2 separate regions of the Homo sapiens genome follow, and region 2 is linked to region 1. The links are chromatin loops, found by intact Hi-C in ENCODE. Cell type or tissue: sigmoid colon. All regions are shown on one strand. Links, peaks and the distances in the headings refer to the core of each region. The heading gives the core; the rest is flanking DNA. Region 1 holds the start of TLL1 (tolloid like 1). Region 2 overlaps TLL1 (tolloid like 1).

Region 1 (5,379 bases), core at 230-5,229:
GTCTAATTGATATTTTCTACAAGGGAAATTTATTTTAATTGGTATTTCCAACGTGATATACTAATTGGCATAGAGCTTGCCTTTTGCAGCACTCTTGGTTGGCTTCATTCCCTATTATTGCTGAGAGTGATGGGGTCCTGTTGTAGGTGGCAATGGTGATCAAGAGAGCTTGTCAGCTAGAAGCCAGGGCAACATCAGCACATGTCTTACTAAGGGAATCAATTTCTCCTTTTTGTCTTTCTGAGGAGATTGAATTCACGTACTGCGTGTCTGCAGCTATACTATGACACAGCAATCAACTCCTTGCTCACATACATATTCTTGCAAATTTATGTTTCTTTCATGGACAAGGAAAAATCTATTTTTAGTTTGTAATCATAACAACTATAGAGACAAAATTAGTTTAAAAAAATGAAGTTTCTTATTACAACCTAGAGTTAGATTTAATATTTAAAAATAAATCAGGGATTAAGCCTGGGTATTGTGATGTAGGTATTCTCTGCAAGTATATTAGCTGTAAAGAAACATTCCTGTATTTTGACTTGAAGTTCTACTATGAAAATCATTCTAACTCTCTGGACTACAAATTCATAAAATTATAAAACCAAATAATGAAACACATGTTAAAAGTAATAGGTGTCATTATACATAATGAAGCTATTATCCCTATACAGTACTTTTTTTCCCAGAACAAATGAATAAAACATATTTATTCCTGCAAAGTAAGTGATGTTTAGGCAAACCACAGGTAAAACTTCTTGCAAATTTACACATGATAAAATAGTCTAAGGAGATGTTTGCAGGCATTTAGATTAACAAGGGACATTTTTAAGGTTTGGGATAGGGAATGGGAACACTGTCAGCAGCTCAAGAGCAGGAATCCTCTAGATGACATATGCATTCTCTAGGCTTTCAGATGGGCTAAGCAGGACATATTCTTGTTGAGCTCTGCACTAGGGCAACACTATTATTAATTATGCAAACTTTTTTTTTTTTGGATGGGTAAGAGAATTTGAGAATGACTCAGCAAGAGATTTCAAAATCAAACGCCTCTACCTGCTTATTGAACATGTTCTTTTTAAAAATCTACTTCTGCTCTGTATCCTGGGCATTAAAAGCTTAAGATCTATGGAAGGGAAGCTCCATCATTGCAGTGGCCTCTGAGAAAGACCCAGTTTTGCAAAGAACACTTGGTCAGTTCAGTTCCACCTAGCCTTCCTATACTTTTAGTTTAAGTTGAAAATACTTGGTACTTTTTCAAGATTGGCTTCTTACTTTTCTCTAACAAACATGAATAAAACCTAGTAAAATCTCCAAACCAAAGATGACTTTATCTGTCAAAGTTGTGTGTGTGTGTGTGTGTGTGTGTGTGTGTGTGTGTGTGTGTTTACCTTCATACATTCCTCTAGATGATAACTTGGATAGGGGGAACACTAGTCAAATAATATGTAAGGCTTTTTTTTTTTTTACAAGTCCTTGCTAAAGTGACAGTTTTAAAGATTTAGTTGGAAAAGGAAAGCTCCCAATCACCAGTCCCTTGGAAGCTTGTTGGGGGAGAAGTCATCTCACCTATTTTGGAAACTACTTGCAGATGTGGGGAAACCTCGGAATTGCTCACAACAGGGGTTTTACAGAGATTTCCTCTGATTTTTTTCCTCCCCAATTTCCCACAACCTGTGTTTGTCTTGAGTCTGCTCGGCTGACATGTGGTTTACCTCGCTGACCCTCCTGCCAGGTTTTACACCCTCTCCTCTGAAGAAGTAAAACATTACTGAAGCCGAAGGATACTGAGCAACTCTGCTCATGGGCGCCAGAACTGTCACAGAAAATTTGCTTCCCGAGTATTCCATCCAGCTTCCCTTCCTGCGCCCACGTGAGCCATAGCGCCAGCCCATCGGCAAGGTCTCAGCGTTTCCTGCTGCTGCAATCTGTAACTCGATTTTGGATTTTTTTTTTAATTGCAGTTCTGAGGATCTTAGTTCTTAGCAAAACTTTGTTGGTTAGGAGACCAACAGTAGTCTGTTTATTTTCTTACCAAAATCGTGAAGACTCGCACACTTTTCCTCCATTCCTGCGCTGCTCTAAGGTTAAACAGCAGCAAAGGAAAGAAATACACACTCGCTGTTTATTTGGGGGGAGGGGAAATATGGATTTGCAGCTAAGTTATCACGATCCTTCGCTCCACCCCCGGTCTGGCACTCTCAACTGACACGTACATCATCTATTAATTGCTGTTTGCGTACACAGATACATAATATATTCATTTTTATCTTTGGTAAAATATAAATGGAATTGTCAGCGCGCTCCTGTCTGTTTGTTTGTCTAAGGCTATCAAAAGAAGTCAAGAGAGGAGGCTGTGGTCCGGATCCTGACCCTGATTGTATGAATAAGTAAGCAGGATGCAAGTGATTGGGTTAGATGGTGCGAATATTTTTTTTTTTCAAGTTAGGAAGAGGGTAAAAAGACAGGCTGGCGGGGGGAAGGCAAACAGTGCATCCCCAAATCCTCACACTTTTGCTCTCTTGCAGTCAGTTGCTTTGCTGGCTTCTGCAGGCTTTTAAGGTCTCGCGGCGTAGAAATGCCTGGCCCCCACCCCCTTCCTCGGTCTCCCCTTTCAATTCAGATGTGCTGATGTGCAGACCGGATTCATCTTCTCGGAGCTGCGGCGGCGGCTTTGGGCTCAGGCGGCGGCGGCTCGCGCTCGGCCGCGGAGTCCTGGCAGCAGCGGGGACGCGGCGCGGGAGTCCGAGCTCTGGTGGCAGCTGAGCCCGCGGGGCGCCGCTCGCCGAGCCGCGGCCGCGGGAAGTTCGGCAGCCAGAAGGACGACCTGGCAGGCTGCGAGCGCCAGCGCCGCCAGAGCCGAGTTTGCCTGCGCCCTCCCCGCCTCCGAGTGCAGAGTTCCTTACCTGCCCTCCGCCCACCCGTGGGCCCCTAGCCAACTTCTCCCTGCGACTGGGGGTAACAGGCAGTGCTTGCCCTCTCTACTGTCCCGGCGGCATCCACATGTTTCCGGACACCTGAGCACCCCGGTCCCGCCGAGGAGCCTCCGGGTGGGGAGAAGAGCACCGGTGCCCCTAGCCCCGCACATCAGCGCGGACCGCGGCTGCCTAACCTCTGGGTCCCGTCCCCTCCTTTTCCTCCGGGGGAGGAGGATGGGGTTGGGAACGCTTTCCCCGAGGATGCTCGTGTGGCTGGTGGCCTCGGGGATTGTTTTCTACGGGGAGCTATGGGTCTGCGCTGGCCTCGATTATGATTACACTTTTGATGGGAACGAAGAGGATAAAACAGAGACTATAGATTACAAGGACCCGTGTAAAGCCGGTAAGTGGCTCTCCAGGTTGGGACGGTGGCGCGCCGGGGGCCGCTGCGCTGGGTTTCCCATGGGTGGCGGTGGGAGCTCACCTGTTTCCTTCCCTCCCGCGTCAGCCCCTCCGCCGCCCCTCCTTCTCTCCCCCTCCTTTTCCTTCCCTTCCCCACCCGCAAGTGGCAGCCGCTGCGGCCCCAGTTGACTAGAGTTCTGTGCCAGTGGGATCCACTGCCAAGCTCCCATCTCCCAGTTTGGGAATAAGGTCCTAGAGTTTCTGATCCCTCTCCCCTCCCCCAGCAAAACGAAACAAGTCGTAAATATAGCTTGCTGCTGTAGGTTTTAAATTCCAACACTCAGCGGGCTTTATGCATATGGAAGGGACACCGTCTTCTTTCCCCTCTCCCCCAGGGCGCGGTTTCCCAGCGCTTGTTCGAGAGCGAGTTGGCAGGGTTCCCCAAAAGATACAGGAGGATGGCATTGCTACCTGGAGACACCTTGGCTCCCTCTTTTACCAGGAATTTCAAGTGTGGGTTCCAGGCTAGAAAGGGATTGTGACAATCTCGGAAGAACTCACTTCTAGATGGGATTCTGATGCATTTGCCCATTTAAAATAAACTGAAAAGAAAAATGTTTTTAAGTTGCTACCCCATTCAAATTTGTGTCTTCCTTCCAGCTAACACCCCAGGGAAATGCAGTCGGACCGGCACTGCCTGAAGCTCAGCTTCTTGCCTCGCAGGGTCCCTGAATGTCCCAGGTCCTTCCCCTCCCTTCTACGCCTCTGGCGCCGCTGCCAGCCTCTCGCGCGCGCGGGGCGGCGCTTCCCTCTCGCCGCCTAAGGTCGGAGGCGCACGTGCCCGGGGCCGCTACCACGTGAGCGCAGCGCCTGAGGGCGCCCAGCACTGGCCGCGGCTCGTGTCCGGGCTTCGGGAGCTCCTGGTTCCTTGCTCTATTGGGCTGTGGCTGAGGTGATCCGCGCTCAGTGTGGACGCACAAGTAACTTCGTAAAGGTTGCATGGTGGTTGGGGCTAACCTAGCAGAGCGGTTTGTAAGCGGAAGGCACGTTAGGTTCCATCCCAAGAGGTGTGGGCTTTAGCGAAGCGCAGAGGAAGGGAGTGGACAAAGTCAAATATATCTAGGGTTCTGCAGATTCCGTGCGGGGTTGCTCTGTGACTAGCTTTTCTTCCCTTCCATAACTAGATAAGCATTATTCACCCTCTCTTGGGCCTGGAGGAAGGAGAGGTGTACACAATGAAGAAAAATGCTGGAAATTCCCTAGTTAATTTTTACCTTTGATGACCCATTGTTCTGACAAAAAGGGTATGTGTGTTGTGTTCACATTATCACATCTTTCTCGGTGCATCCTTAAATGCAGGTACTTATTTAAAAGCCAGAGTAGCTTAGCAGGAGCCTGTTAGGCTGGAACTCAGAATTCTGATTTAATTCAGTTTTGCTGATGAATTCCCTGCTGTCACTTTTAATAACTGTATCTATTTTCCCACTGAAAGTTTCTTGGGCCACCCCGGATGGTTTGGACAAGGAGATGCTGATTGCTGTGGTGGGTGACTAGTGGCTGGGCATTCAGAATCTGTTCTCTGCAACTCCTTAAATGTACTTTTTGCTAAGAAATTTCTTTTGAATAATGTTGTAACTTGCTGAAAATTGTGCGTTTTCTTGTTTGTGGTAAGGTAGAGATGAAGTACATTATTTCAAAAGATTGTCTAGGAAAACATCTACTTTGATACCCTGTTCTGTGAAAGATTCAAGCAGATAAGTATTTGCACCATGTGTATTGAAACACACCTCAGACATTAGTGTTTAGTTTCCTCAGCAAATAAACATCTAGGCAAGGAAAAAAAAAAACTTTAATAGCATTTACTTTTTGTTTCCCCTTTGATGCTGGTTTATTTTTGAATATAGCTGTTGAAAATAAAGCAACAATAAAACCAACGTTGAATGGATTATTACCCTAATCTTATTTCTTCTCTGTTTTTGAGAAGAGGCATACCAGTGCACACCTGTGTGTGTGTTCACACGCATGCATGTGTGTGTGTAATGAGAGGGAAATAAGAATG
Region 2 (5,379 bases), core at 167-5,166, 170 kb after region 1:
TACATGTTTGGTAGCTGGCTTCCTATGCCAAGCATATTAACTCTTATTATATTATAGATGTCACAATTTTGCTTCTCAGAGAGTTTTCTGTGGCTGAGAAGAGACATTTGTAGTTTGTGTCATAAACTGTAGCTCAGATCTGGTGCTCATGAAAGTCTGCTGTCAACGTTTAACCACAGACCACACTATTAACTTGCATAGGCAGTTTACTGTTGCCCTCTGTTTTACTTAAAGGTGAGAGCTGTTTGGAGCATGCAGGCATCTACTCTATATTGATCTTTTTCTGAGATTGTAACTTTTTCTTTACTTTTAGAAGTAGTTTTGCTCAGTTGCATTGATGAACTGTACAGCTCTTTTAACATCTAACACCTACTGAATGGGCACAATTGTATTAAAAGTGACAGCAGCCATAGTAAATCCAAGAGATCTGTAGAAATATTTAAAAATAAAGAATTGAACTAATGTGGTAAGTCAGGTTGAGGAAAACATTGTCTTCCATATTTAGTTTCTTAGCCTAGATGAAGCAATTTTTTACATATGTATGCACAAGCCAAAGAAAATATTTCATTAAACTCATATTAGAGAAACAAATCTAGAGCTAAAATTCTGAACGACACTTCTTTTTAGAGCACCATCAGCATTACATGGCTCAATGTATAATGGACCACCAGAGTGAGGCAGTGTAATCATGGTTTTTGTGTGAAAAGCTTTCCTTACTATTTCTTCTAAGACCTTGCTCCAAAAAGTGCAGCACTTAGATTGGTAGCATCAAAATCATCTGGAAAGCTGTTAGAATTGTAGAAACTTGGCTCTCACTCTATATCCTCTGAATTAGGGTTTGCATTTTAATAGATTTCCTAGAAATTCAGATGCACACTACAGTTTAAAACACACTGCTCTGTGTTATCTGCCTCTAATTTGCTTTGCAATTTAGGACAATATGTCTTCACCTGTTAGCTGTTAGTATGAACTTGCTTTATGCAAGTCAGCTACATTTTTCATACACTAAAACTATGTATGCCATTTCCAGAGACACAAAAATGGATAACATGTTTGTAGAATTATTGCATGTGCTTTGTTATATTTAAGCATTTTGTGATCATGTGAAAGCTTTGAGCATAGAGGCAGACATAAGCATAAATATTTGTGGAAAGATAAGGAAGGAAGGAATGACAGGTATTATATTTATTTGCTGTAATTCATATTTCTGGATACAGAATTAGAAGAAATTAGAAATTATGCTCAAGTCTTCTGATAGTATTTGTTATTCTGCCTAAACAGATATAATCTACAGATTATAGCTTTATAGATGAGATGGAATGTGTGCAGTGATAAAAGATACCAAGAGTAGCCTTGGGGTTTTCCTCAGGAGTGCTGTTGAACCTAGGTGAATAAAGAACTCCACTTTGAGCTGAGAGCACATTCTTTCTTTCTTTCTTTCTTTTTTTTTTTTTTTGAAATGGAGTCTTGCTCTGTCGCCAGGCTGGAGTGCAGTGGTGCCATCTCGGCTCACTGCAACCTCTGCCTCTCGGACTCAAGCGATTCTCCTGCCTCAGCCTTCCGAGTAGCTGGGACTATAGGCACGTGCCACTACGCCCAGCTAATTTTTGTATTTTTAGTAGAGACAGGGTTTCACCATATTGTCCAAGATGGTCTCGATTTCTTGACCTTATGATCCACCCACCTCGGCCTCCCAAAGTCCTGGGATTACAGGCGTGAGCCACTGTGCCTGGCCGAGAGCACATTCTTAACCAAGTCATTTCCCTGCTATTGGCCAGGTTGACAATTTGAAACCACTTTCTTAGGGTGACTTGCACCTTTTTTCTGTTCCCCATTAAATAATATTCCCCACCTTGATGCATCATTTGACCTTTTTCAAATATTGTTTTTGAGTAACCATCTTACTTCTACATATGGTAACAATACTGACATCAGTCAGCTACTCTGAGGCTGATGGTCAAATACTTTATAAATATATATGAAGACATTGTTTTGTTTATCTACCATTAGTAAGTAAATTTAAGGCACAGTTGTGGCTGCAATCACTTGGAATAGAAATGTGAACCAAATCGGTGTTTACATATTATTTGTGACTAGTACAAAAAGAACGTAGAATATAGAGTCCTATTTAGGAGTTTCTCTTTATTCTTTTATTTCTTTTAGGTAGATTCTGTGGGGACAAATTGCCTGAAGTTCTTACTTCTACAGACAGCAGAATGTGGATTGAGTTTCGTAGCAGCAGTAATTGGGTAGGAAAAGGCTTTGCAGCTGTCTATGAAGGTAAGTCACATTGAATTTTAGAGAGTAGTTCATCTTATATCTCAACAGAAATGTTCGTTTCTTAATTTCATTACAATGACATTGTGACCATATTGTAAAATTATGAATTTTTCTGAATCTGTATTATAATATTCATACAGATAATTTTAACAGTAAATTTAAATTGCAAGAACAACCTGTTGTCTAGTATCAGTGATGTAATAATATCTAAATGTGTTCAGGATGTGTGGAGAAAAAAGCAAATGGCTCAAGAATTCTTAAAGTTTAATTGTTTCATGATAGTTTTAAAACATTATGAAGAAATTATCATTTTCCTTTGTACTGATTTTGTGTCTGTTTGGTCCCTGTATTCCCGAAATACTTTTTATTAGAGGAAATTGCACAGAAAGTAATTGTGCCGATTTCTGAGGCATGCTTTATCTAAATAAGAGAGTCAGCATTTGAGGAAGGACTTATTAAATGCTTTGTTTTATGCTTCTCTAAAACAATAAACTGGCATTGTGCTTTCTTGGCTTTAAAACCAGCTCCTTTCTTGCCAGGTTGTGGGTGGAGGAGACACTTCCTAGTACAGCAGTTTAAGTAATTTTGAAGACAGAAGATTTCTGCTTCCCTTAAACTTTTAAGTAAACGGAAGCATTTTGTTTTAAGGATTAACTGCCTAGTAGTGAAGAGGATTATTTGGAGGGAGTCACGGACGCTGCGCACATGACACTAACTCGCTGCCAGAGACCCAGTGAGTTCTGTTCAGGATGAGGCTCCTCTTCTGATGAGCTATTTTACCTGTGGTCGAAAGACCAAAGGAAGCAGCTCAGAGAATCACAGAACAAACTCACAGAGAATAAATTCACAAAGCCACTAAAGGTTTTTAAAGGTTAAAAAATACCTTTTCGTTAAGATAGGATTAAAAATTATTTATTCCTTGACCATTATCTAATATTTGTAGTTACTTTACTAGGTTTTTTTTACCACATAAATATTTGCTACATTACAACCAGTCAACTTTGATTTTTATAGCCTGGTCTTTATGTACTGAGCTACAGGAGCTGAACTTCAATGTTACCCTAGAAGAAAATGAAAATGAAATAGCATGTCCAGGCTTAGTTATTTGTTTATTTTTTGGCTTTCTTCAGCGATCTGTGGAGGTGAGATACGTAAAAATGAAGGACAGATTCAGTCTCCCAATTATCCTGATGACTATCGCCCGATGAAAGAATGTGTGTGGAAAATAACAGTGTCTGAGAGCTACCACGTCGGGCTGACCTTTCAGTCCTTTGAGGTAAAGTCTTTTAGGCTATCTTCCTGGCAAATATTCTCCATAAACGACAATGGCATTTAAGAGAATCCTCATTAAATCAGCAAAGAAACAGAGAGTCAGCCTTTTAATCAGCAAAGAAGCAAAGGATCGCTCATAAAATGCAACATCAAGAGCAAAAGGGTTTTTTTTCTTCTTTCCTCGTTTGGAGACGTTTTCAAGAAGATTAAAGTGAGTTTACATTATCTGTGCTATTTGAATTAGAATGTTTGAAGTACTGACAATAGTTTCTTTTGACAAATGCACAGGCTTATTTCACAAGAGTGTCCATTAAGTAATAGAACTTTTATTTCTCTTCTAAACTAAGAGATTAAAAGGTAGAAAGTCTTTTTTGTAAGAGGAACAAAACATTTTTCACCTTTTTTTTTTTTACCATAACACAGATAATTGTTTATATCAAAAATAGGGATTTTAAGTGTTCTTACGAGCTTTCAACCTCGTTAAAAATATTCATCAGGGAGATCAGCAGCATCGTTGTGTTATTAGATGACGGGTCAGAAGAAACCAAAGGCCAATCAGAATTTTTGGATCAAAGTCTGGGTCCAGAACTAACACGCTGGCCCGTGAGTCATTTTTGTGGGTTGAAAGGGACTGAGTTAAACATTTAAAGCCAAGAAATAGAGGAATTTCTCAGGAACTCCAGAGTATGTTTAAATCAGAGTTGGTCTAGTAATTGAGAGCCCAAGCTGAAGTGGAGAAGAACAATGAGATGCAGGTGGTAGGTCCCAACCAGGGTTAGAAATTTAGATACATGATTGGAGATGGAGTCTTTACTGATTGGAAGACTAATTCACTAAGTGATCAGAAGGTAGTCATGAGCCCTACTACCCAGTGGGTAGTAATGAGCACTATGAACACTACTTACTGAGGGCAGTGACCGTGGTCATGGTTGTGTGTCTGTACCTGCAGCAGGAGCACCAGGAGAATCCAGGGATTGCCAGTAAAGCCAGAGAATCTCTCATCCTCATCTGGAAGCCTGTAAATTCTATTTCTTCAGTACTTGTCTCTGTCCCCTTGCATGTACCATTTAACTTCCCAGATGTATTTCCTTTTGTTACCAAAAAAATATATACTTTCTACTTTAATCATTATGTTGTATTTTATGCTCCAGACCATTTTTTTTTTGTACTTTTGGAAACTGGTTTTGCCATTATTTGATTGACAGTTGAACTTTGTTAATTTAATGGACTAATAGGTTTGCAAATACTGTTCAAATAGACCGGTTTATTGTTGATAGTTAATTAAAATTGAGTAGAAAAATTTCACCCATGATTTAGACAAAAAAAAGGCTCATAAAAATTATCCACCCAATGTCTGTGTTTGCTGTTTTGTGATATTTCAAGAATTAAGAGATTAACTGTCTTTTAATATGTAATTCAGTTTTTTTGTGGAATTCTATTATAGACATGATGTCAGAAAATGCATTCATTCCATCAGCCTGAAAACTGATGCATGAAGTTGCTACCTTAGTTGATTTGTAGTTTATTTTTTTATTTATCAATGCAATAGCAGTGACAGTCTTCAAAAATAAGATAACATAAGGACAAATGGAAAAGATATGCACCTCAGGCACTTAGAACCATGCCTGACACACAGTAGTTGCTTAATAAATACTTGTTTACTGAATGAATGAATCAGTGATGACTACAGTTTATGACCTGGGAAAAGTCATGTCATAGAATGGCTGAGAGTACATTTTATTTATTGTCTCTAGTTTCCTGTCCTATCTTCATATTACTTTATTTCTATATGTTTCTGCCTCCCTCATTTATATGTTAGACATATTT

Evidence for each region. A loop is a pair of places that touch in the nucleus more often than their neighbours do. Peaks named below come from ENCODE experiments on the same cell type or tissue, not always from the same donor. Only the 100,000 strongest peaks of a DNase experiment are listed, where the experiment ranks them.
Region 2: a loop joins it to region 1, with 3 times the contacts of the local background. A loop is called at or near these places in 3 of 110 quality-filtered maps.

The regions. Positions count from the first base shown.
Region 1 is chr4:165,870,753-165,876,131 of GRCh38, forward strand. It overlaps TLL1 (tolloid like 1), which reads left to right and starts at 2,485. Exons shown (of 21, transcript NM_012464.5): 1 at 2,485-3,321. The coding sequence starts at 3,153. In sigmoid colon, for the core only: no CTCF peak of the experiment used is centred there; DNase peaks (open chromatin) are centred at 2,979 and 4,179; H3K4me3 peaks cover 3,275 bases; H3K27me3 peaks cover 2,220 bases.
Region 2 is chr4:166,039,864-166,045,242 of GRCh38, forward strand. It overlaps TLL1 (tolloid like 1), which reads left to right. Exons shown (of 21, transcript NM_012464.5): 11 at 2,164-2,280; 12 at 3,411-3,556. Among named protein-coding and RNA genes, the nearest start is that of TLL1, 170 kb to the left of the region's middle. RefSeq lists an enhancer at 2,769-3,968. In sigmoid colon, for the core only: no CTCF peak of the experiment used is centred there; no DNase peak of the experiment used is centred there; H3K4me3 peaks cover 1,097 bases.